Regions from separate parts of the Homo sapiens genome. Here region 1 is linked to region 2. A link is a loop called in an ENCODE intact Hi-C map of the cell type or tissue named here. Cell type or tissue: mammary epithelial cell. All regions are shown on one strand. Each heading gives the region's core, and the rest is flanking DNA. Links, peaks and the distances in the headings are about the cores only. Region 1 overlaps LINC02755 (long intergenic non-protein coding RNA 2755). Region 2 overlaps ARL14EP-DT (ARL14EP divergent transcript).

The links. A loop is a pair of places that touch in the nucleus more often than their neighbours do. Peaks named below come from ENCODE experiments on the same cell type or tissue, not always from the same donor. Only the 100,000 strongest peaks of a DNase experiment are listed, where the experiment ranks them.
Region 1: it touches region 2 in a loop (17-fold over the local background); 1 of 110 quality-filtered maps calls a loop at or near these places.

What each region holds. Positions count from the first base shown.
Region 1 is chr11:29,521,766-29,534,086 of GRCh38, forward strand. LINC02755 (long intergenic non-protein coding RNA 2755) reads right to left here. Exons shown (of 4, transcript NR_183754.1): 2 at 9,523-9,605. Among named protein-coding and RNA genes, the nearest start is that of LINC02755, 66 kb to the right of the region's middle. In mammary epithelial cell, for the core only: a CTCF peak has its summit at 6,060; a DNase peak (open chromatin) is centred at 6,006; H3K27ac peaks cover 311 bases.
Region 2 is chr11:30,190,344-30,202,664 of GRCh38, forward strand. All of the region lies in intron 1 of ARL14EP-DT (ARL14EP divergent transcript), which reads right to left. Among named protein-coding and RNA genes, the nearest start is that of FSHB, 35 kb to the right of the region's middle. RefSeq lists an enhancer at 6,975-8,174. In mammary epithelial cell, for the core only: a CTCF peak has its summit at 6,458 (motif pointing left); a DNase peak (open chromatin) is centred at 7,718; H3K27ac peaks cover 1,296 bases.

The DNA of each region.
Region 1 (12,321 bases), core at 2,879-10,878, 670 kb before region 2:
TACTTCCCAAATTGCCCAGTTTCCCTGCTGGGAAAATACCCACTCCAAAAACTGTAAGCACAGATTGCTTTTGGGCCACAAGTAGCTATGACTTTAAACCTGACACTCCCAAAGGCCATGGTAATAATCCTTACCATCCCGCAGACTGACAAATGGAGACTATACACAAAAGAGTCACCAGAACCAGGAATAAATGAACTGTATGGGCTACTTAATAAAATTCCTGGAGTATGGGCTGAAGACAACCCACCTGGGCTGGCTAAAAATCAGGCACCAGTAGTAGTAGAGTAATAGAGTAGTAGAGTTGAAACCAGGGGCAGTTTCACCAGTTCAGTTCAGTTTCACCCCAGTTCAGTTTCACCAGTACCCGTTTTTCCAAGAAGTCATATGGGACATTCGCAAACACTTAGAGCAACTCTTCAAACATGGAATCATAGTCAAATGCCAGTCACCCTGGAACACTCCTCTCCTGCCGGTACAGAAACCATCTGGTGAATAGAGGCTGGTGCAGGACTTATGTGCTGTGAATGAGGCTACAGTGACCATCCACCCAGTGGTACCTAATCCATATTCTTTAACGGGACTTATTTCAGCAAGTGCTGTCTGGTTTGCTTGCCTAGACCTGAAAGATGCATTCTTCTGTCTTCGTCTGGCACCAATTAGCCCATCTTTGCATTTCAATGGAGCGAATTGCAGTTCACCTGGACAAGACTCCCACAAGCACTCAAAAACTCTCTCACAATCTTTGAAGAAGCACTGGCTTCAGACCTCAAGGCCTAGCCAAATGACAATTGTGCCTTGCTGGAATATATAGATGACCTGCTTCCAGCAGACCCAACCCAAGAGGACTGCCTCCAAGGAATCCAAGACCTCCTCCACCTCCTGTGGAAAGCCAGATATAAGGTGTTCAGAAAGAAGCTCAAATCTGTTCCAAAAGAGTCCAGTATTTAGGCTTCGAAGTGAGTCAAGGGGAATGATAGCTAGGCAGTGAGCCAAACTAAGCTGTTTGTGCACTCCCAACTCCAACTACCCAGCATCAAATAAGATAATTTTGGGGGACAGCATGGTTCTGCCACATTTGGATCCCAAATTACTCACTGATGGCCAGGCCTTTATATGAAGCCACAAAAGAGGGGGAAGGGAACCCCTACTCTGGGAGGCTGACCAAGATAGGGCATTTAAACAAATCAAAGAAGCCTTAACCCAGGCCCCAGCCTTAGGACTTCCTGATCTAACTAAACCTTTCTTTCTGTATGTCCATGAACAAAAAAGAATGGCAATAGGGGTCCTAACTCAAGTCATAGGATCATGGTATCATCCGGTGGAATATTTATCCAAGGAATTGGATCTCGTGGCACTAGGATGGCCTCTGTGCCTTAAACCACTAGCTGCCACAGCCCTACTGGCACAAAAAGCTGACAAACTAACCCTGGGACAGCAACTGACCATCCAGTACCATACTTGGTTATAATTTTAATGGATCAGAGAGGACACCATTGGTTATCAAATCTGAGAATGACTCAATACCAACAGCTCCTATGCGAGAATTCTCCCATAACTCTAGAGACAGTAAATACCCTAAACCCAGCTACCTTGCTCCCAATTGAACTGGGACCGGGAGCCCCGCTTCATTGTTGTGTAGATGCAGTAGACGAAGTATTCTCAAGCCAGAGGGATCTCACAGACCAACCCCTCAGGGATCCAGATGTAGAATACTTTACAGATGGAAGCAGTTTTGTACTAGAAGGGGTCTGACAGGCCAGGTATGCAGTAGTAACATTAGACTCAGTGATAGAGGCTCAGTCTGTCTACTGGAACATCAGCCCACAAAGCAGAGCTAATAGCCCTGACAAGAGCTCTCTGGTGTCAAAAGACAAAAAGGTCAATGTCTATACAGATTCCAAATATGCCTTCGCCATGTTGCATGTTCATAGGGCTATATATAAATAAAGAGGACTCACAACTGCTGAGGGTAAAGAAATAAAATATAAAGAAAAAATTCTACAGCTTTTAAATGTAGTATTGGCCCCAAAGAAAGTGGCAGTTATACTTTGCAAGGGGCACCAAAGAGCAGGAACACTAGAGGCCAAAGGAAACAGAAAAGTGGACAGAGAGGTAGCAATGGCTACCCTACATTGTGAAGAGGAAGCCATAGCTTTACCTCTCCTCCCAGAGCCTCCGCTTCTAGAGGTCCCAAATTATTCTCCAAATGAAAGGGCCTGGTTTGCCAAAGATACTGGAAGTTACATTAAAGGAGGATGGTGGAAATTCTCCAATAGGAGGCTAGCCATCCCTGAAACAGTGGCCCCTAGATTTGTGAAGCAATTCCATCAAGGAACTCATATAGGAAAAACGGCACTAGAAACACTACTGGAACATCATTTCTATATGCCACGGCTCACTACCATCCCTCAAGCTGTTTGTGAACAATGTCTAATCTGTGTCCAGAATAACCCATGGCAAGGGCCCACTCAGCCCCCGGGAATTCAAGAAATGGGAGCCACACCCTGTGAAAACCTAGTCATGGACTTTACTGAGCTGCCTCGAGCAGGGGGCTATTGGTATATGTTAGTACTAATCTTCACCATTTCAGGATGTGTTGAGGCTTTCCCCACCAGAACAGAGAAAGCACGAGAAGTAACAAAAGTGCTAATAAGGGACATTATCTCTAGATTTGGACTGCCCCTGATTCTGGGGTCAGACAATGGGCCTGTATTTGTAGCTGAAATAGTTCAAGAACTAATATGACTGTTAAAAATAAAATGGAAATTACACACAGCCTACCAGCCACAAAGCTCAAGAAAAGTAGAACGCATGAACCAGACACTCCAAAAGCTACTGAAAAAATATTGCCAAGAAACCCATCTGAGATGGGATCAGGTCCTTCCCATGGTTCTTCTCCGAGTCAGGTGCACCTCCGAGTCAAGCACTCTATGAGATCTTGTTTGGCCAGCCACCCCCAATCATAGGTCAAATTAATTGTGATCTCCGTGAACTAGGGAAATTATCCTTGAGAAGGCAAATGAAGGCTTTAGGAATAGCCATGCAAGAAATTCATGGCTGGGTATGGGAAAGAATGCCCATAAGCCTGACAGACCCAACACACCCCTTTAAACCCAGGGATTCAGTTTGGGTTAAAAAATGGAATCCAACCACTTTGGGACCCATATAGGATGGGCCCCATACTGTAATCTTGTCCACTCCCACAGCTGTTAAAGTTGGAGGAATTTTACCTTGGATCCACCATAGTCAGCTGAAACCAGCAGCCCAGAACTAGTGGACCAGCCAACAGGAACCAGACCATCCCACTCGGCTGATCCTACGGTGAGACCAGGTTGCCAATGGAGCTAGCAACTGCCTTGCTCTGGTCCTTCTGGAAGCTGACCAATCTACACACAGCTGAAGCTTGAGGTGACAACTGCCCTGCTCTAGTCACCCCAGGAGCTGACTAGCCTATGCACAGCTGAAGCTGGAGTAAAGTCATGTTGTTAGAAATCTTAGGTCTAATAGTTTTCCTTGTAATACTAGTTGTTTTTCTATTGTTCTGCCACTTTAGTCAGCCTCCTCCACCAGGAGAAAGCCTTTTCTGTCCCTGCTGGGTATAAGTATGTCACTCTTTACCTTGTTCTTACTAATCCCCTTATCTATGTTAAAAGGAGAACTCTTGGAAGGATTTGAAGGATGCCCCCAATGTACTCATACTACACGGTCAGGGAGCGCTATAACGAGAACTCTATTGTACCATACTCATTATGAGTGTACTGGAACCCACCTAGGAACCTGTACTCACAATCAGACCACCTACTCAATCTGTGACCCAGGGAATAACTAGCCTTATGTATGTCACTATATCTGTACTTTAATATCTGCCAGGCAACATTTAAAGACTTCATTGCCCTGTAGCAACCTGTGGTATAAATTAAGAACACCCCTGCTTGCTCCACTTGGGACTGTGCAACATTGGCCACTAAACAAAAGCAGGTCATGTTTACCCACATCCAAGCAGACCTAAACTGTAAAACAAATGCTTGCAATCTTGTAAATTTCAAAATCCTGAAGCCAAATTTACAAATATGGACTACAGGAATAGGAGCACCAATAGGACATTACTATTTAACCAAGAATCCAAGGGGAAAAACTATCTTAAAAAATAATTTTCTATGTATTATAAAGAAAGCTCGGGCCTGTTCAACCCAACAATTCTGAGTTTTCAAGTCATTCTATAAGCAGGTCAACCAGAAATTGCCTGAACCCCCTCCCATAGCCAAAAAACTATTCACCCAACTGGCAGAAAGCATAACCAGCAGCTTGCCCATCTCTTCATGTTACGTCTGTGGGGGAACAAACATGGGGACCAGTCACCATGGGAGGAAAAGGAGCTAATGCCTCAAAGTAACTTTACTCTGACCATCCCCTCCCCCGAACCAACACTCACAAGCTTGAGCACCTGGCTCTTAAAAACCTCTCTTATCAAGAGATTCTGCATTGTGCACTGGGGAAAAGCCTTTACAGACCCAGTAGGAGAATTAACTTGCCTAGGACAGCAATATTACAATGAGATACTAGGAAAAACTTTATGGAGATGCAAAAAGAATGACTCCAAATCACCGCACCCAGGCCCATTCTCCCGTTTCCCTTCTTTAAACCACTCCTGGTACCAGCTTGAAGCTCCAATACCTGGCAGGCACCCTCTGGCCTCTACTGGAACTGTGGGCCACAGGCATATTGACAACTGCCAGCTAAATGGTCAGGGGCCTGTGTACTTGGAACAATTAGGCCCTCTTTCTTTCTAATCCTGCTAAGGCAAGGGGAAGTCTTACGGTACCCCATCTATGATGTAACTAAAAGGAAAAGCAAGAGGGGCATAACCACAGGAGACGGCATAACCATAGGGAAGTGGAAAGACAATGAATTGCCCCCTGAAAGAATAATCCAATACTATGGCCCAGCCACCTGGGCAGAATATGGAACATGGGGATACTGCACCCCTATATATATGCTCAACCACATCATAAGGTTACAGGCAGTACTTGAGCTAATTACTAATGATGCTGCAAGGGTCTTAAATCAGCTAGCCTGGCAAGCTACACAAATGAGAAATGCCATCTACCAAAATAGACTGGCCATCAACTACCTCCTAGCTCAAGAAGGAGAAGTATGTGGAAAGTTCAACCTAACTAATTGCTGTCTAGAGATTGATGACAACAGAAATGTTGTCAAACAATTTTGGATTCTGCCAGAATCCAGAAATTAGCCCATGTCCCAGTGCAGACTTGGAAATGATGGTCTCCAGATTCACTCTTTGGAGGCTGGTTTTCATCTCTTGAAGGATTTAAAACCTTAGTAGGAATAGTTCTGGCCATACTAGGGGGCTGCCTCATACTTCCTTGTCTTTTGCCCCTCCTTGTTAGGAACATGCAGTCAGCTATTGAGATTCTTGTAACCAGGCAAACTACTACCCAACTAATGGTTCTAACTAAATATCAACCCCTGCTTAATAGGAAACTAGCGCCTCATGAAAGGATAAATTTTAAAGATGATGATGCTTTCTATTAAACTTCATTTATAAGAAGCATCAAAGGGGGGAATGAAGCAGAAAATGTAAAAAGAAAAAACAAGTAAAAGAAAGGAACAAGTCTTCTCTTGCTAGGCTGACTCACTCCAAGACCTAGAGATAGGCAGCCGAGCTCTGAAAAGGATTTAATAACATTATCTGCAAAACCAGAGCCCTCAAGGAATGTGCTCCAGAGCCCCCTCTCCTCCCAGTTATGGGCAAGGATGAGAAAACAGGTTTTTCTCCTCTCCCAGCTCCCCACTCCCTTTTTGTAAATCCTTTCTTAGTGAAACTCAAGGTTACTTCACAAAGTTTTACAGATTCCTGTTTCTCTTCTGTGTAAAATAACAAGGTCACAAGACATGCTTGAGTAAGACATTTACCAGCTGTAAACCCTGCCTTAGCTTGATAAGTTCCTGTTTTTCCTCGAATTGCACAATCTGTCACTGTATGATTCACACCTTTGTTCTGTTTCTGTAAGCCTGCTTGCCTGCCCTGTACATTTCATGCCACTAGATGGCCAATCCCTTGGTTGCATGTATAAAAATCAAGCCCTGTCTTTGTTCAGGGCTCAGTTTTTTGGATGTGAATCTTCTGGGCCTGAGTGCCCTCGATAAATCCTTTTATTTCACCCATTTGGTCTCTCCAGTCCTCTGATTCCCACAACAGCATGTGTAGGTGTATGGGTGTTTGTATTCTGTAATACTAGTGAAAGTGTGGACAATGAGACTTTCTTTTCATTACTAGTAATAGAACAATTTGAAAAGCAATTTGAACATATGTATATATTTACCTAGTAATTACACATTTGGGAACCTAGTTTTAAAAATTAACGTGAAGAAACTAAAAGCTTTATTTTGAAAATGATTGTTATAGAATTTTATATGATGGTCCCAAATGGGAAATAGTAAAAATGTCCAATTCTAAGAGATTAGCTAAGCAAACTATGATCTTTTCACCAAGTAGAATACTACTTAGACATTAAAATGATTATTAATATTATTTTTTGAGAGAGTCTCACTCTGTTACTCAGGCTGGAGTACAGTGGTACAATCATGGCTCACTGAAATCTTGAACTCCTGGGCTCAAGCAATCTTCCCACCTCAACCTTCCTTGTAGCTGGGACTACAGGCATGTGCCATGAAGCCTGGCTAACTTTATTTTTATTTTTTTGGTAGATACAAGGCCTTGCTATGTTTCCCAGGCTGGCTTGAACAGCTGGATTCAAGCAATCCTCCTGTCTCAGCCTCCTGAAGTGCTAGGATTACATACATGAGACATCTCACTTGGCCTATCATTTGAAATACTATATAATCCCATAGAATAATGTTCATGATATAATATTGAGTAAAACATAATGTACAAATTATATATAGTTATACAATTATATACATAAAACTATATACAATGTGGTTTAAACTGTGTTAAAATAGTTTTTCATAGAAAGAAAAAACAAAAATACTGCACAGTATATTGTGTTTGTGTTTGAGTGTTAGGACTAGAGGTGAGTTATTTTTCCTGGTTTTCTTTTCAGTTTTTTTGTTTTCTTTCCTAAGAATGTATTACTATTATACTGTATAAAATATGATAAAAGGTCAGACTCACTTATCTCTAATGTCCTTTCCAACTCTATCATGGAGTAATTTTTGTCCCTGTATAATCAAAAGCTTGCTTCATCTTTCACACTTTTTCTTGTCTCTACCACATGTATATAATCCAGGATTTATAGTTTATGCTTGTCTTGAAATACCTGAATGTTAGCTAAGCTTATAAATAGATCTTAACATTTTGAGGCAGATTCCTGTTCTCAACAGCCAATTTTCTCATAGTAAGCATTCATTCAATGTATCCAAGATAAATTTTGAGTGTAAGCAGGCTGGACCAAGACCCTGGCCATTAATGTAAACTTATATTCCCTGCATTGCTAGATATTTTTTCTGGCTTAATAACATATTGATTGCAGGGGCTTATCTAGAAAGAGTTAGAATTGTTTTTGCTGGCAGTGTGATTTTGCATCAGCTACTCTTGTACTATCTCTTGCTTCTGATGAAAAATAGAATTACCTTACTAAAATATTTTAATATTATTAAAATTTTGAGTTTCATGACATATTTTCTGGGATTTTTAAACCTCTGAGCTAAAGTTCTGTCTGTAGCTTGGATCTATATCAGAACTTAATATTTATAAAACAAAGAAGATCCTGACACACCCTTGCATGAAAACATTGCATGATTCTAAGACCTGAAGTTAGCACTGAACAACAATGGATGTCAAAGTTGACCAGAATTGTGTTCAGATGGAAGCCTTATCATTTACTATCTATGCAACTTTGACTGATTGTTTAACTCCTCTGAATTTGAGATTACCCCCTGTAAATTGTGAATAATACTGCTTAACATGTAGGCTTGTTGCAAATATTACATCACATAATGTTAGAAAACACATAATAGGAGTCGAATCAACCAAAGTTTTAATTATCATAACTATCTAGAGATGTGGTTTACAGTATTATAACCTCAAAAGTCGATAGTGAAATGTTACATTTTTGCAGAACCCAATATGAAACTATTCCAACAATAGGGTCCACTGATGGAGAAAATACATGGAGAAATATGGATTCTTATATTGACTCATAGGCTTAAAGCTCAAACATTAAGAAATGCTAATGTAGAGAAAGAATGGTGATGTGATTGGTAGCAATAAAGTTTGGAGCTGTGAAAATATAATGCTGGCTATGAAGCTGAAGTAGGAAAATAAAGGATGCTTCATAGAAAAAATGGCAGGAAATTCAATATATAGATACATAGTTAGATTTAAGAGCCGTTTGTTTAATAAACCATTATTGGTTGAGAGAAGAACTTGTATTTTAGGCAACAGATTATAATAGAATTTTGTCCTTGCTAATCTTAAACTTGATTGACTTATACTAAATGGTCACCTCCTTAGTTCAATTTTCATATTATAAATTGTAGGCAAACACAACTTCTTATAATTTTACTAATATTAAATAAAATTATGTATTTAAAGCATCAAGCTGAATACTTGATACCTGTATGTGCTCAATTATCATAGCTCCCTCTATAACATTCAGAGCAACTCTTGAATAACATCCCTTCATTGAAGACAGATATTGAATGCTAAAATTATTCCACGGTATGTTAGGCAGTGAGAAAATCTAAAACAGTGAGGGAAATTTCTGACTTTTCCTGGGTGCCAGTGTTTTTTGCTACAGTGGCCTAAACACTCCTTCCTGGGGTTCTGGGGACCATCAGACAGGACTGTCACAATGACAATAAATCATCCCCCAAGCTGCTGCAATTTCATCTGGGGGATGCTTCCAGATGCAGTTATTACCTACATGTTGCCCAGTTAGGAAAATGCAGAGCAAATGCAATGTGACCATATTTTAGCCAGAGATTCTCAGACCTTTCCAGTCCCAGATACAGAAACCCAGACCAATCTATGGAACCATGATTACGTGGATGCTTTTCTGAACATATCACTTTAAGGAGCTTTCTGAGAATCCCCTTGAGTGTCCTTAAGATATAAGGTGTGTTTACAGATGCAAACAGGAGCTGAGGCCCTTATTATCTCTGGCCTCATGTAAGTCACTCTGCTTCTCCAAGTCTCATTTTGTAACCTGAAACAAAATTTCCTGTCCTATATGCTGCAAAGGGTCATGAAGGCCTAATGAGATAAGGGATCTAAAAATGCTGTAGGGAAAACAAAATGCAATGCTCTTTATAACACAAACTAGGATTGTTACCTCCAGAGGCAAAGAGATTACATAGTTAAAGTCTTTTAAAGTCTTTTAAATAATGTTAAGAAATGATGACCTTGCAAACATAGCCAATAGGGAACTAACTAATGGGGACAGCAAATGAAGTTGCAGAGACTGATAAGGATATAATTGAAAACCTTTGGAAAACACGAACTCTGTTTTGGGTCCTTTTCTTTTGGCATCTTACCTTGTTCCTTGTGTTTTTCGGATTCAGCTGCTGGATGCTTGATTTTGAGGTGTTACCATGCTACTGCCTCCATCTGTATCTGTCTGGGAGAAAAGCAATAGTGAAGATGAGAAAGAAGGGAGGAAAGAGAAAGGGGGAACAGAGTTCTGCATAATGCTTAGTGCTCCAAGGTCCCAGCATAAGAGGCCCACCCTGACTTTATCCATTCTTATATTTTAGATCCTAGGAACCAAAGATCATTTAATCAAAAACGTGCCTCTCATAGTTAGGGAAATTACATTCTTTTTGCCCAGTGGAAAATTTACATGTTTATTGGTTATATTCTAGGATGATATTTATTATTCACTGAAAGTTTCAAGGGCAAACAAATACACTAGAAATTTTGGAAAGACTCAAGAAACGATAAAATATTACCCCTTGACAGAACAATATTTTATAATGATATTTTGTCTGGTGGGCATGGCTGTCTGTATAACATGAAGATTAAACCTTGGCTGGCAGTGAATTTTTATGTATTACCAAGGTTAGAAGCATAAAAGGCCCTTCTAAAGAAAGTAGTGTCTGCATAAAGTAGTTCATGCACAAAATGCTTGTGATGGTGAGTTGAAATGGGAATAAGAATAGCAAGTACAGGGGCTTCTGGAAAGGTAAAAGATTACAGATGTTGTCATGGGAAATACCCACACAACATGACAGGCTACATTCACAAGAAGCTATCCATGTAGAAAGTGAATTCTTAGAAATTGCTATGGGAGCCCTAAGTAATGACATTTTCACTCTATTGCCATATAGCTTCAACAATTGTCAGATTACCACTGACTTACTAGCAGAATAACCCCAAGGTAATTGATCATCTCTTATAAATGCATGTCTCTATAAAGGGTCACAATTAAAGAAACTTTCCCAATGTACAGGTGAAGAAACAAAGTTCAGAGAAGTCATAGAGCAAACAGGTGTTGATGCTAGCCAGAGGGCAGATCGAAGCCACTTAAGCTCCAAAGTCAATTCTCTTAATCAGCTTACTATAGTATATAAGTTCCTATTAATAATGAAGTGTGAACCAAGTGGGAACAGAAAGTTGTGAAACCAGATTTTCTTGATCTTAGTGTCTTTATTTTTTGAAAGAAATTAATGATAATACCCAAGGCCATAACACTCAATAATGACAGGAAAAATATTTTTCCAACTTTTGTTCTAGCATTATACAAATATTAGCAGATAATACTTTATTTATAGTATCTGAAATGTTGTAGACATTCGGTAAATTTTACCAGCTTAATTGAGTCAAGTATCTGCAAATGCTTGTTTTCAGGCATGAATGGATTAATCCCAAACAGGACTAGGACTATGCTTAGAATTAGGAAAAAAGAAAACAAACAGAACATGGTATATTGGAAGATAAATACAGTGGTAGTAGTAGTGGAGACAAGAGATGTGTATCTCCATAAAACGCTGTTACTCTCAATATTAAATTCTTATGTCTAAGAGGAAGGAAATTAAAACTGTCAGAAAAATTTTAGTGCCTTAAGACCTTCAAAGATATGTAAATCACCTAAAATATGAAAGTATTATATTGTTCAACATGTATAAACAATAACAATGTTTTATTCATATATTTCTTCAATCACTTTATTTGTATTAATTTGCCTAAAAGTGTGCTTGGAAACAAGAATGAAAGAGACAAAAGTGATTCTTGTCCTAATTGAGTTTACATTTTCATGCAAGACATAGACAAGAAAATAAATACCATACTTATAATTTATGATTGTGTTAAGTGCTATGAAATACCAAAGAGACAGTTCTAAGCATGATTGGTATCTTAGTATGTTTACAAGTTGATTTTGTAGACATGAGACCTGATGGCTATAATATTCACAGAATCATTACCAATTGTTGGCTATAATTAGACTCCTGCTGCAAAGGGGCAACTTAACATCCTTAACTTCTTTTGACAAGGTTCAACTTTTGTTCTGAAAATAATAGAAAGGGTTTATTTTCCCAAGAGTCAGTTATTCTGAGCACTACAGAGTTCAACTGTAGTTCAAGATGCCATGTGATACATTTTGACTGGGAAAATATGGCAAAGCATGATTTCTAAGAATTAATTATATCATCCAAGATACATGATAGCAGGGGTTGCTGGTATAAAAATCATATCTGACAGAGTCCATATGACAAGCATAACATAAAGAGACCATATTATGTTTAACATGTGTATAATACAAAGAGAAGGCAATGATGGTGCATCGAACAATTTACAGAATTAGCAGATAGCCCAAAAAGCTTAAGTAAATCATTGTATTTGATTGAGCCTCATTTTTCTTATTTGAAAAAAAAAAAGTTAGTAATCAATGGTGGGAACAAACGTTTCTTTGCTAATTTTGATGTTTCCTTGCAGGTGATGAGAACACAATTAGGGTAACATTCCTAGCTTCTTTCTACCCTTTTACTTGTTCTGCTCCAGAAAAATTGGAATAGTGTGATTTGAATGGTAAATTTATGGAGAATAACATGAATGCACTCTGTTCAGCACCTCTCCTTTCTTTTTAGGAAGAGGCTGTAAAAAGGACCAGGTTTTCCCTTAGAGAGGCCTCACTGAAGAGCCAATTGCCAGGGGCGGGAAAGTCTATCAGTTTTAAGAAGCTGGATGATAGATATTCTTAGATGACTATAATTAGGCGATAAGGCAATAACATGCTGATCTGCTTAGAATTTTATTTCATTTTTCAATTAGTTCAGACTCTGGTGTAGAAAACAAGTTTTATTTAAACCATCAGCAATAATAATTTGTGACTTACA
Region 2 (12,321 bases), core at 1,516-9,515:
TCCCTTCCTGCCTTAACCAGATTGAAAATTCATTTTGATAGACAGTGGAATTTTTGTCTTTAAAAAATTATTACAAAATTTTAGACTATTTAGAAGATACAAATGCATAAAAGACTATTAATTTTTAGAACTGTGCAATACAATAAGGTAACCATTTGCTCTCTATAGCTATTTAAATTTAAATTCATTGTTAAAAATTAAAAATCCAGTGCCTCAGTCACACTAGCCACATTTCAAGTACTCAATAGCTACATGTGGCTCATGGCTACTGCATCAGGCAACAAAGATAGACCATTTCTATCATCACTGGAAATTCTAGTGGGCAGTCCTGCTCTAGAGAAAATTTAGTATTTAATATGACCTTCCATATTAAATTATATTATCTATATACATATATACTTATATATGTGCAGGTTTATACATATATAAACTTACATATGTATATAGATATAGGCTAGGATCCTAAAAAAATAGGTTCAATTGTACATACTGTTTGTAACCTCACATCTCTCCTAATTTGTCATGAACATCTCATACATTCATCCTTCTATAATATTATTTTTGGTGACAACAAAGTATTTTTCTGTATCGACATACTGTAATTTCTGTAACCAAATGTTAAACATGGCCTTTTCCCCCCATTTATTACAGCCAAAATTACAGTGACTATTCTTGAATATCTTCATAACTGTCTTAAATTCTTAAAGTAATTTACAGAGTCAAAGGGCACTCACACTTTTAAACTTCTACAAGGCATTGCCAATTAGAAAAGGAGCCCTGGCTTGGAACACACATCCTGCCCTTGTCATCTGAAAGAAATAGATGAGTTTGCTTCTCTACAGAAAGCTGTTTGAAAAACAGTAAGGCCAAAATGTTAGCTGTTAAGCTAATGTGCTAAGGAGTCCTGGGAGTTTGTAAATGGCAATCACATGAGCACACCTCTCAGAAGCTGCTGTTCTTTTTCATTCACACTCCAGTAATGTTTCTAGAGTTCCTTTAACACAGTGAGAATCAGTTGATCTCTTAGAGATGTTTGACATTGTTCTCACTGGCAACTTGATATTAAACTTAAGGCTAACCACAGATATGTTCTGCCACTGGCATGTCCTCATTCTTTAGCATCTCCTGCTACTTCATATGTGATACTGTTGACACTTTGGTTTCACTAGGGTGGCTAAGTGTGGCTCTCAAGGTGGGAAGCATCTTTCCAGCTGTGGTAGGTAAGCATACAGACCCTGGGGACCTGTATAAGTCTGTTCTCATGCTGCTAATAAAGACATACCCAAGACTGGGTAATTTATAAAGGAAAGAGGTTTAATTGACTCACAGTTCCACATGGCTAGGGAGGCCTCACAATCATGGCAGAAGAGCAAGAGACATCTTGCATAGCGGCAGGCAAGAGAATTAGAGCCAAATGAAAGGAGAAACCCCTTTAAAAACCATCAAGTTTCACGAGACGTATTCACTACCATGAGAACAGTATGTGGAAAACTGCCTCCATGATTTAATTATTTCCGACTAGGTCCTTCCCACATGTGGGAATTATGGGAGCTACAGTTCAAGATGAGATTTGGGTGGGGACACAGCCAAACCATATCAGAACCAATTGGTCAGGTCGGGATCCTAGTTCTGCCACTTGCTAGATGTGTGACTTTTGCCGTGTTACAAAGTCATTCTTGTTTAGATTTCCTCATCCACAAAATGGGATAATTAATAGCATTATTATAGTATGCATGACACAGAATAAACATTGTGTATGTGTCTGATAAATAAATAGCCTAATCAGTTAAAATAGAGTAGCATTATCTTCTACCTTTATACATTATACTTTTGGTGGAATGAGAGAACATCAAGTGCACTCCACCTTACCAATATGCCATATCATTAGCTAAAACTGAACTTCAGTCAACTAAACACCTAGATCAGCATTTCCAGGAGTTTGCCACGTGAGTGGTACATTCTCCCTGTAGGGAAAAAGGGTCATAATTAAATACATTTGGAAAATGTTGTTCCTCCTCTAGAGTTGCAATGTATGTTAGTATATTTTGGGTTCTGAGAAGTCCTGCAATAAAGAAACCTGTTGAATTTTATTGAACTAAGCATTTTCCAAAACTTTTTGCTATGGACACTTCATTTAGAACAGGCTTTGGGCAATACTAGCTCCTATTAACACAGTGTTTTTAAAGACATCAGTTTGTGAAATCAAGCCATTAGCTGCACTTTTCCTTAGAAATATCTGTTAAACCTCCCTCCCCACTTCCATCTTGGGCTTGTATCATTGGTTTGTTGAAAGTTTTGGCAGAACTTTACATTTTTTTCTACTCACTCTTATCTTGTTAGCTTTTATCTTGCTGTTTTTTATTCTAGCTTATAAAATGTGGGAAGATCTTATGATTAAGTGTTCATCTCAGGTTCATCTCCTGAGAAACTATTAGCTTAATTTTATTTTGTCTCCTCCAAGAATTTGGCAAAGATACTAGGGAGAACAGGTTCAAGGATAGGACAAGTGCTGCTCTGAATCATTTTCTAATTGTCTGTGTCAGTGATATCTAACAACTGTGAAAATAATTCTCACTAACATGTTGGCAGGGACAAATATTAAAGTTAAATATTCTTTCAAATATTTCAAATATTTTTATAGGAACCTTATGAAGACATTAGCTTTGATGGAAAGAAATATTGGTGTTATTACAAGTACCTACTAATCAGTTGGTGGCTACCAGGGGCATGCTTTAAGACAGATTTGGAAGCCACCTCTAGGATCTATAGTTCCTGTCTAGATATGAAAGAGGAGTTGGAGTGTGTCACAGTATATATGTCACGTATTTGCCAATTCTGCCTAAGGACCTTATCCGAAAACAAAGATTTTTTTTTTTTTTTCTACTCAGCCCAATGGCAGGCTTTGCAGACATTTTGGATAAAATAGGATTTTGGAAACTCTTAGCTTGCTTTCACCTAATCTGTCCATACCTAGCATTACTCCCAGCAATGTTTCATTGATTAGCTGGATAAAATTTCTTTAGCAAAGCACAATTTATATTAACAAAGCATAAATTATAGTTTAATAAAACTGCCTTAAACCCAAAGCAATGTAACCAAAGTCATCAGAACCTGTAGTCATAATAATGCATAAAAACAAAAAACAGAAACCTAGGTTGCTGTTTTTTCCATTTGCAAAGAGCAATGGAATTCTATTAAAATAGAGCTTATAGTAGTATTTCATATTCAAGGGTGTTAAGGTTAAAATTATGCCAGGGTCCCTTCTAAATAATATTATCATATTTTAAGAGGTATATTGAAAGTTTGTTTTTAAAGGAATATTGAGAAACTACAGTGTCTTTGCACCACATGAGTAATTGTGGAAAAAAAATGAGCAGGATAAGACAAATGTCCTAAAATATTTGATTAATGAAATGTGCTTTGTTTCAATTGTACTGGCAATCACTAATGATAACCAAATCCTTAGGTCAAGCCCAAACATTTCCCTTGTTCTCCAGACCTGTATTTCCAACAAACTACTAACATTTGTCTCTGTGGGATTACAGAGACATCAAAATCCGCATGTCTGAAACTAAACTCATTATATGGCTCCTCAAACTAGCTCCTCCTTTATTATCTATGTTGGGAAAGCTACTGACTGCTCCTCATGACCAAATCAGAAACATGGTATCATCTTAGACACTGTCTTCTCCTCATCCCCACCACCAGTCCTAAGAAAATCCAGGTGCTACAAAAACACTGAATAATAATAACAGCAGTAACTTATACTTTCTGAGTGCTTCTACATACCAGGCCTCATTTCAAGTGCTTTACACACATTAATTTATACATTGTCTTAAATATTATCCAAGTCCACTTTCCCTCCACTCCATTCCTACTGCCAACTTCCTAGTTCAAGGGTTCATCATTTCTCCATTCAATCATGACAATAGCTTCTTAATCACATCTCTTGCTCTGGCCATTCCAATCGATAATCTCTCCTTCATGCTGTGGCAGAGGCACTTTCTAAAACCAAACCGTAACCTTGTCATTTCTCTGTTCAAAATCCTTACCTGGTTTTCTGTGGGCTATAGGGTAAAATTCAAATTCCTTAGTCTGATGATGAACAAGCCTTCTTCAGTTTGCATTCTTTTTACTCACCACCTGCACTTGATTTATAAATCACTTGGATTTCCTAAAACACAGGTGCAGATTCACTCCCCAACCCCTGCCTTCTCACATAAGTCTCTATAGAGTGATATGCCTTTCCCTGCTCTATCTTGTCTTAAAAAAACTCAGAAAACTCAAGAGATCATTTCATTCTTCAAATTCCAGTTCATACTTCACCATCTTTTTGAAACTTTCTTTGGCTCACTCCAAAGTGCTAGCTCTGTATTTGTATTTACTTTCTTTACAAATCAGCCTCCCCTGATAGACAGTGAGCTCCTTAAAAACAAGTTTAAAAACTTTGTATGTTTTGATATCCTCAGGGCCTGGCTGTGCAGCCTCCTTTCAGAAATTAAAGTTATACTTTATGGACAGTAGGACTATATAACCTTTCTTCTGGTTCTAATGTTCCATAATAATACATCCTTCAAGACATAACTATATATAGGGAATGCTTGATATTACAGAGATATGAATCCCACCTATCCCTCCAGTTGCTCATCCACAGCTTTCTAAAGATAAAGTGTGGGTAAGTGTACCAGACTGCATTTCCCAAAAATTGCCACAACATCTCCCATGCCACATGTGCTTCTTACAAGGTGACATTGACAATTTTCCCATTGAGAGGCGTGACTTATGTTCCTTCCCCTTGAATCTGGGTAAGCTTGTGACTACAGATGGAGTATACTATGTGACTTCCAAGGCAAGATCATAAAAGGTGATACAACTTCTGTCTGGGTCTCTCAAGATACTCACTCTTGGATTCCAGCCACCATGCTGTGTAGAAGCCCAACAGTCACAAGGTGCTGCCATGTGTAAGTGTCCCACCAACAGCCCCAGCTGAGCTCCCAGCTCCTCCAGACATATGAGGGAAAGAGGCTCCAGATGATGCCAGCCAGCAAGTCACCCAGAGAGTCAGAGTCTTTCCAGCTCAGCATCCAGACATCATGGGACAGAGACAACTTGACCCTGCTGTGCCCTTTTCAAATTCCTGACCCACAGCATCTTGAGTGTCATATAATGGTTGTTCTTTTATGCCACTTTGTGAGGGGTGGTTTATTATGCAGCAATAGAAAATGATACAACAAGCAATAAGTTAGGCCTACATTTCTTACACGACTCTTAGAGAAACCCTAGGGTTCTGGGGGATACCACTAAGATTCCTAAGGAAAAATCATAAAGGCAGGGGTGAGGTAGTAGTTCTGTGGTCACTGCTATTATGTCTGCTTCTTGATCCCATTTATGCCTAGTGTTCCATTATTGGAATGCTAAGCATGTGGGAGTTATTTATTTCCTACTGCTCAAGGTCATCGCCAAGGTCTGATTGTAAAAATTCAAAAAATTGCAAACTCAGGCATAAATGGGTTAAAGATTGCCATTGTACAAGAGCAAATTAATAGTTTTGAGAAGTCCAGAAGGTACAACACAAAGCACCACTTATGGAATTCCCCAAACGGATTTGATAACGGACTCCTTTTGTTATAACACACAAAACTTCCCCAAAGAAACAACTGTTCTAGCATTCGTATTACAGTCTGAAACACTGGGATACATTAACTCAAACTCACCAAACCAAACTATCCCAAATGTTGGCCAATTATGTTGTTGCTAAGGCCCTGTACTCAGGAGGGACAGCCTTAAATAAGAAGCATTAAGCAGTCAGGTTGTGGTTGAAATGGCTCAGCCACTACATTGTGCTTCCCTTCAGCGGTTACTATAGGAAAGCTGCACCTGAGAGGTAAGAAGAGGAGGGCGGGAAGGCATTCAAAAGACCCTGTGCATGCATATTTTTGCACAGAGTGTGCACACCCCAGTTTTAGCTGTACTAATAGTAGCATGGGGCAAGGAATGGCAGGTCTACATGTGGTCAAGGAAAGGAAGGAAGGGAAAACAGAGAGAAACTTGCTCAAAGGGAGAAGGAATGCACTTTCAAACTGTGGATGCCCTTGTTTTTCTGCACAGCTCATTTTTATTTTAAAATTAGAACAATTCAATAGCCAGAGCTAGAAAGTGATCCTCAGATGGCCCAGAACAGTTAATCTTGGTTGCTTACAGGCAATGGCAGCCTTGGAATCAGTGAGCTGGTCTCACACTTGGGGCTTGAGGCTAAAGTGGCATTTTCAGTTCTCAGGTTTCTCATCCACTTATGTTATTAATGTTCTGCATCAAAACACCAGAGCCTTGCTCTTTCAGCGTGATTCAATGCTGATAGCCAGCAAGGTGGTATACAAGGTTATCCAGCATCTCGTTCACAGACCCTGGCTCACAACAAGGATTACCTCTGCTGTGGGTGTGCACCACTGCCACCTCGTGGCCACCTTCCCAAAGCTCACTCATTCCTCAACGTGGCCTTCCAAGAGTCCCGACTGCTGCGACTTTAAGGGGGTGAAATTCTCCAGGCCAAGAAAGGCAAAGTAAAATATCTTCAGCTTTATTTCAAAAATGGCCACCTGCTAGCACCTCAAGATTACCTTTAATTTAAAAATCAAGAGGCAGACCATATAGCAGAAAGCTCCTGGACTTTGTCTAAACAGAGCTGGATTTGGAGTTTAAAGATGGGTGGTTCTGAGCAAATCACTGTATACCTCAGAGGCTCTATTTCTTCTTAATATTTCCCTTCTTAAAACCAGGGAAATATTATATATTAAGAAGTATTGTAAACATTGTTAAATATATGTGTGTATACACAAGTTAATATACACATATATGTGTGTCCATATATATTATATATGTGTATCTAGAATATATTTGTATATGGAACAAAACATTTAACTTTCACAGTCAGTAAATTCAGTAAATGGATATTTGCAGTATGTGTATGATGTTTCAAGAACAGAAGGGGAACAAAAGCCACTGTCAATGTATTACTCTGCAAAAGAACTATGTGATCTTCAGTCTTTGGCATGGGGTGAGGGTAGAGAAGAACCAGGCTAACTACTGATGCATCATTCTCTTTACTTCCCACAGTAGATCTGTGACTTCAGTATAATTTTCCCCCATTTGAGGGATGAGTACATTGAGGCTTAATGAGGCTGAACCACTTGTGCATAGTTTATAGTCAGTAATAAATGGTGGTATCATGATTCTAGTCTAATTGGTCTGGCTCCAAAAAGTGAACTCCTAAAAATTTGACCTTTTAGAAAGTATATTAGGCAAACTACAGTATCCTAGGTAGTGAAAAAAGGTCAAAACTGATGAGAGCTCAAAACCCAGTTAGTGCAGGGTTTGCAATCTGAGTTCCGTAGAGAGGCCTTAGTTGTCCTGGTCACCTCACTCCTGTCATCATTCTCCGTATCAATGATTTACTGTCACAATGATGCTGAGTATCAAATGATCACAAAGCCCTAATGGCACAAAAACCAAAAAGCATTTGTTGATCACAGGTCTGAAGTCAACTGGATTTTGGCTGGGTAGTTTTAGTGATCTATCTGGGCTCACTCACATGTTTGAGGGAGGCTCAGTTGCTAGCTTATCTAGGATGCCCCAAAGGAAGATGACCAGGCAACTTAGATCTGCTCCTAGTTCTCTTATCCTCCGGCAGGCTAGCCTGGGCATGTTTCTAAGCAAGAGAAGAGGCACAAAAGCAAAGGCAAGTCCAGTCACGCAAATACTTTTTTCAACCTTCTGCAACATCCACTAACTGAAGAAAGTCACATGGCTGAGCCCAGAGTCAGTGGGAGGGCACTGCAAAGTCTATGGCTGTGTTAGTCTCCTGGGGTTGCCAAAACAATTACTACAAACTGGGTGACTTAAAACAATAGAGACTTCTTCTGTCCCAGTTCTGGAGGCTAGAAGTCCAAAATCAATGTGTCAGTAGGGTTGGTTCCTTCTGGGGTCTGTGAGAAGAATCTACTTCTCTCCAAATTTACAGTGGTTTCCTGTAATCCCTGGTGTTTTTTGACTTGTAGACACATCACTCCAATGCCTGCCTCCATCATCATATGATGTTCTCCCTATGTGTCTGCATCTCTGTTTTCTCATGGTATAAGGACATCAGTCACTGGATTAGAGACCACCCTAATCCAGGATGACTTCATCTTAACTAGCTGCAACCACAAAGGCCCTATTTCCAAATAAAGTTACATTTGGAGGCTCCATATAGACATAAATTCTGGCAGGACATTACTCAACCCAGAACAATGGCAAAGGGTATGGATACGGAAAAGAATGAGGAATTGAGTCCTTCTTGCATAAATCACACTATCACATTAGCTATAGAGTCTTCATGGTTTTCTATTTTATTTGAAGTGGATTTGCTACTTTAAAAATTTGAAAATTAATGGTCAAGAGAATTTTTTTCTTTAAGAGATGAAGAAAATGAAATCCAGGGCTAGAAAGTAGATGGCCCAATTTAATGGCAGAGCCAAGAACAAGACTCAAGCCTCAGGACACCAGATCATCTCTCCTTCCACAACTCTGCAATACTATACAAGGAAGCAGTTCCATTGCTGTTGCTCCTACTGTTGTTGTTTTATAATAGAGTAAAACATTGGGCACTGTGCTAGGTAGAAAAATGCCCTCTCCTCCACCTCTAAGATGTCCACATCTTGATCTTTGGAACCTGTGATTATGTTAGGTTACACAGCAAAGGGGAGTTAAGGTTGCCATCGGAATTAACATTGTTAATCAGATGGCCTTGAAATAGAGGAGATTATCCTGAATTATCTAGGTGGGTCAAATGTAATTGCAGTAATTCTTTTTTATTATTATTATTATACTTTAAGTTTTAGGGTACATGTGCACATTGTGCAGGTTAGTTACATATGTATACATGTGCCATGCTGGTGTGCTGCACCCATTAACTCGTCATCTAGCATTAGGTATATCTCCCAGTGCTATCCCTCCCCCCTCCCCCCACCCCACAACAGTCCCCAGAGTGTGATATTCCCCTTCCTGTGTCCATGTGATCTCATTGTTCAATTCCCACCTATGAGTAAGAATATGCGGTGTTTGGTTTTTTGTTCTTGTGATAGTTTACTAAGTATGATGATTTCCAGCTTCATCCATGTCCCTACAAAGGACATGAACTCATCATTTTTTATGGCTGCATAGTATTCCATGGTGTATATGTGCCATATTTTCTTAATCCAGTCTATCATTGTTGGACATTTGGGTTGGTTCCAAGTCTTTGCTATTGTGAATAATGCCTCAATAAACATACGTGTGCATGTGTCTTTATAGCAGCATGAATGGCAATCATTAAAAAGTCAGGAAACAACAGGTGTTGGAGAGGATGTGGAGAAATAGGAACACTTTTACACTGTTGGTGGGACTGTAAACTAGTTCAACCATTGTGGAAGTTAGTGTGGCGATTCCTCAGGGATCTAGAACTAGAAATACCATTTGACCCAGCCATCCCATTACTGGGTATATACCCAAAGGACTATAAATCATGCAGTAATTCTTAAAAGTAGATGAACAAGGCCAAATAGAAGCAATCAAAGGAAGATGTGGCCACAGAAGAGAGGCACAGAGAGATCGATGTTGCTGGCTTTGAAGATGGAGGAAGGGGGCCACAAGTCAAGGAATGTGGGTGACCTCTGAAAGCAGGAAAAAGCATGAAAACATTCTTCTAGAACCTCCAGAAAGTAACATCGCCCTGCCAACACATTGAATTTAGCCCACTGACACCATTTTGCACTTCTGGAACTGTAAGGTAGTAAGTTTGAGTTGTTTAAGACACTAAGTTTATGATATTTTGTTACAGCATCAGTAGAAAACTGATTTTAGGTAGAAATGCTTTTAGCTGCAAGTGTCAAAAAAACAAATAAACACAAAAAACTAGTGACCTCAATAACTATGGACTTATGATTTTCAATAACGAGAAGCTTGGAGTTAGTGGCATGGTAGTTCAGCTACTCAATGATGTTACGAACGACTCAGGTTCCCCATTCCCCGAAGACTCTCCATCTCTTTTGCCAATCTGACTTTATGTCTTACTGGAAACTGGGTTATACAGCTATACCTAGCTGCAAGGGAAGGTAGAAAGTCTAGTAAACAGTAATAGCATTATCAAGACTAGATCAGCCCAATCATAAATAATTGCTTGGAGCTGCGTATATTGCTGCCCTGAAACAAACTAGCAAGGACACGGGGAGATAAGGAGGTAAATAATCTTTGGCAAAGACATGGTCTAATATCTGCCTGACTCTGAGCAACCTACAAGTCACAAGGGTGTTGGGACAATTATTCATTTCTGCAAGCTCTACAAATCTAAATAGGGCACTTAAAACCAGTTGCATCCAAACAGAGGCATACTACATGTAAAGGGAAGAGGCTAGGGTACATGAATAAATCATGCATAAGAATTAGTACTTAAAATAGATATAAAGGATGAAAGTTACCATTACCGTTTATGAGATAAGGAGACTATCTCCTAGGCCAAGAGAGGTTAAGTGATGTGCCCAAACCCACCTAGTGGGCAAAAGTCTAAGTCCAGAATCTCCTGCTTTCTTCTTCTGCTTTCTTCTGGTTGCAAGAGTAAGTGGATAATCAGTGCTAGCTGGATGCTAGTAGTTTAGAACTTCACAAATCTCTCTCAGAGAGCATCTGAAGGAGGGCAGCCAAGCTGCTATTACTGTGGCCACTGATTGAGGCCAGTTCTGAGGACTGACAAAGGAAAGCATGGAAAGTGGTGTATGCTTTTTGTCCACTTACCACTGGAACTCTTGAATCAGGGTATGATTCCCCTTCTGCCAAAAATAGTTAAGCTTTGCATAATTGCAAACTCTACAGAAATTGAAGGCAATTTATATTCTTAGTTATAAAAACTAATCATTCCTTTTCCGTGGTGTGATGGCTAATTTTATGTCTCCACTTGACTGGGTTAAGGGATGCCCAGATAGCTGGTAAAACATTATTTCGGGCATGTCTGTCAAGGTCTTTTCAGAAGAGATTAGCATTTGAGTCCATAAACCGAGTAAAGATCCTCCCTCACTGATATAGTCAGGCATCATCCAATTCTTTGAGGGCTTGAATGAAACAAACGTCAAGAAAGGGCAAATGTACTCTCTTCTCTTGAGCTGGGACATCCACCTTCTGCCTTCGGATATCAGAACTCCTGGTTCTTACGCTTCACATTCCAGAACTTACACCACAAGCCCCCTGGTTCTCAAGCCCTTTGAACTCAGGTTGAATACCACTGACCTTCCAGGTTCTCCAGCTTACAGATGGCATATTGTGAGACTTCTTAGCTTCTATAATCCTAGGAGCCCATTCTCATGATAAATCCTCTTTTATATATCTATATCTAGATATCTAGATCTATCCTACCAGTTCTGTTTCTCTGGAGAACCCTGACTAATATACCTGATATCAAAGAGTTATTTCAGGATTATGATCACTTCCAAGAGGGAAGGAAAAAGAATGGGATCAAAAGAACTCCATAGAGACTGTCAAGTAAAACTGTAATGTTTCATCTTTCAGAAAAATAAAACACCTGTATAAAAAACAAAACTGGCACAATATTAAGAAATATAAAACTAGTTGATGGGTATAAAGGGTTTTTTTATAGTACACTCTTTTCTACATACTTAAGGTATCTCCTTATTGGGAAATATTACAAATAAGAAGATAATCTAAACTCCACAATAAAAAGGAGGTTGTATTTATGCATTAAGTATGTGTGTGTTGGTGCTGGCTATGAGCTAGGCACTCTTCTAGAAGCTAAATACCTGCAAAGTCACTACCCTCATGGAGATTACATTCTAGGCAAGGCAGACAGAAATAAAACAAATTCACTTCAGTAAATGTTAAATAGTCTGAAGGAATAAAACAAAGGAATGTGATAAAAGTGACCCAGAAGATGTTTTCTATGAGGTGGACCGAAAGACAAACATCACTGAGGAGGTAGCATTTGTTCTGAGATGTGAACAATAAATCAAGTCATTCAAAAAATAAGAATAGTACTCCACAAAAAACAATCAGAAAATGCAAAGGCCTGGAGACCTTTTAATACTGCAAGAACCAATAACTAGCCCAAGGCATAGCAAGTAAGGTGATGAGAGATGCGATTAGAAAGACAGTTGTGAGGGCTTTGTGGTCATGGCAAGACATGTAGATTTTATTTGAAATGCAATGGGCTGCCAATGGATGGAGGGCTGAGGGAAGGGGTTGTAAGGAAGGGAACAAGAACATATTTTACATTAATATGTTATAATCATTTTTTAATAGCAC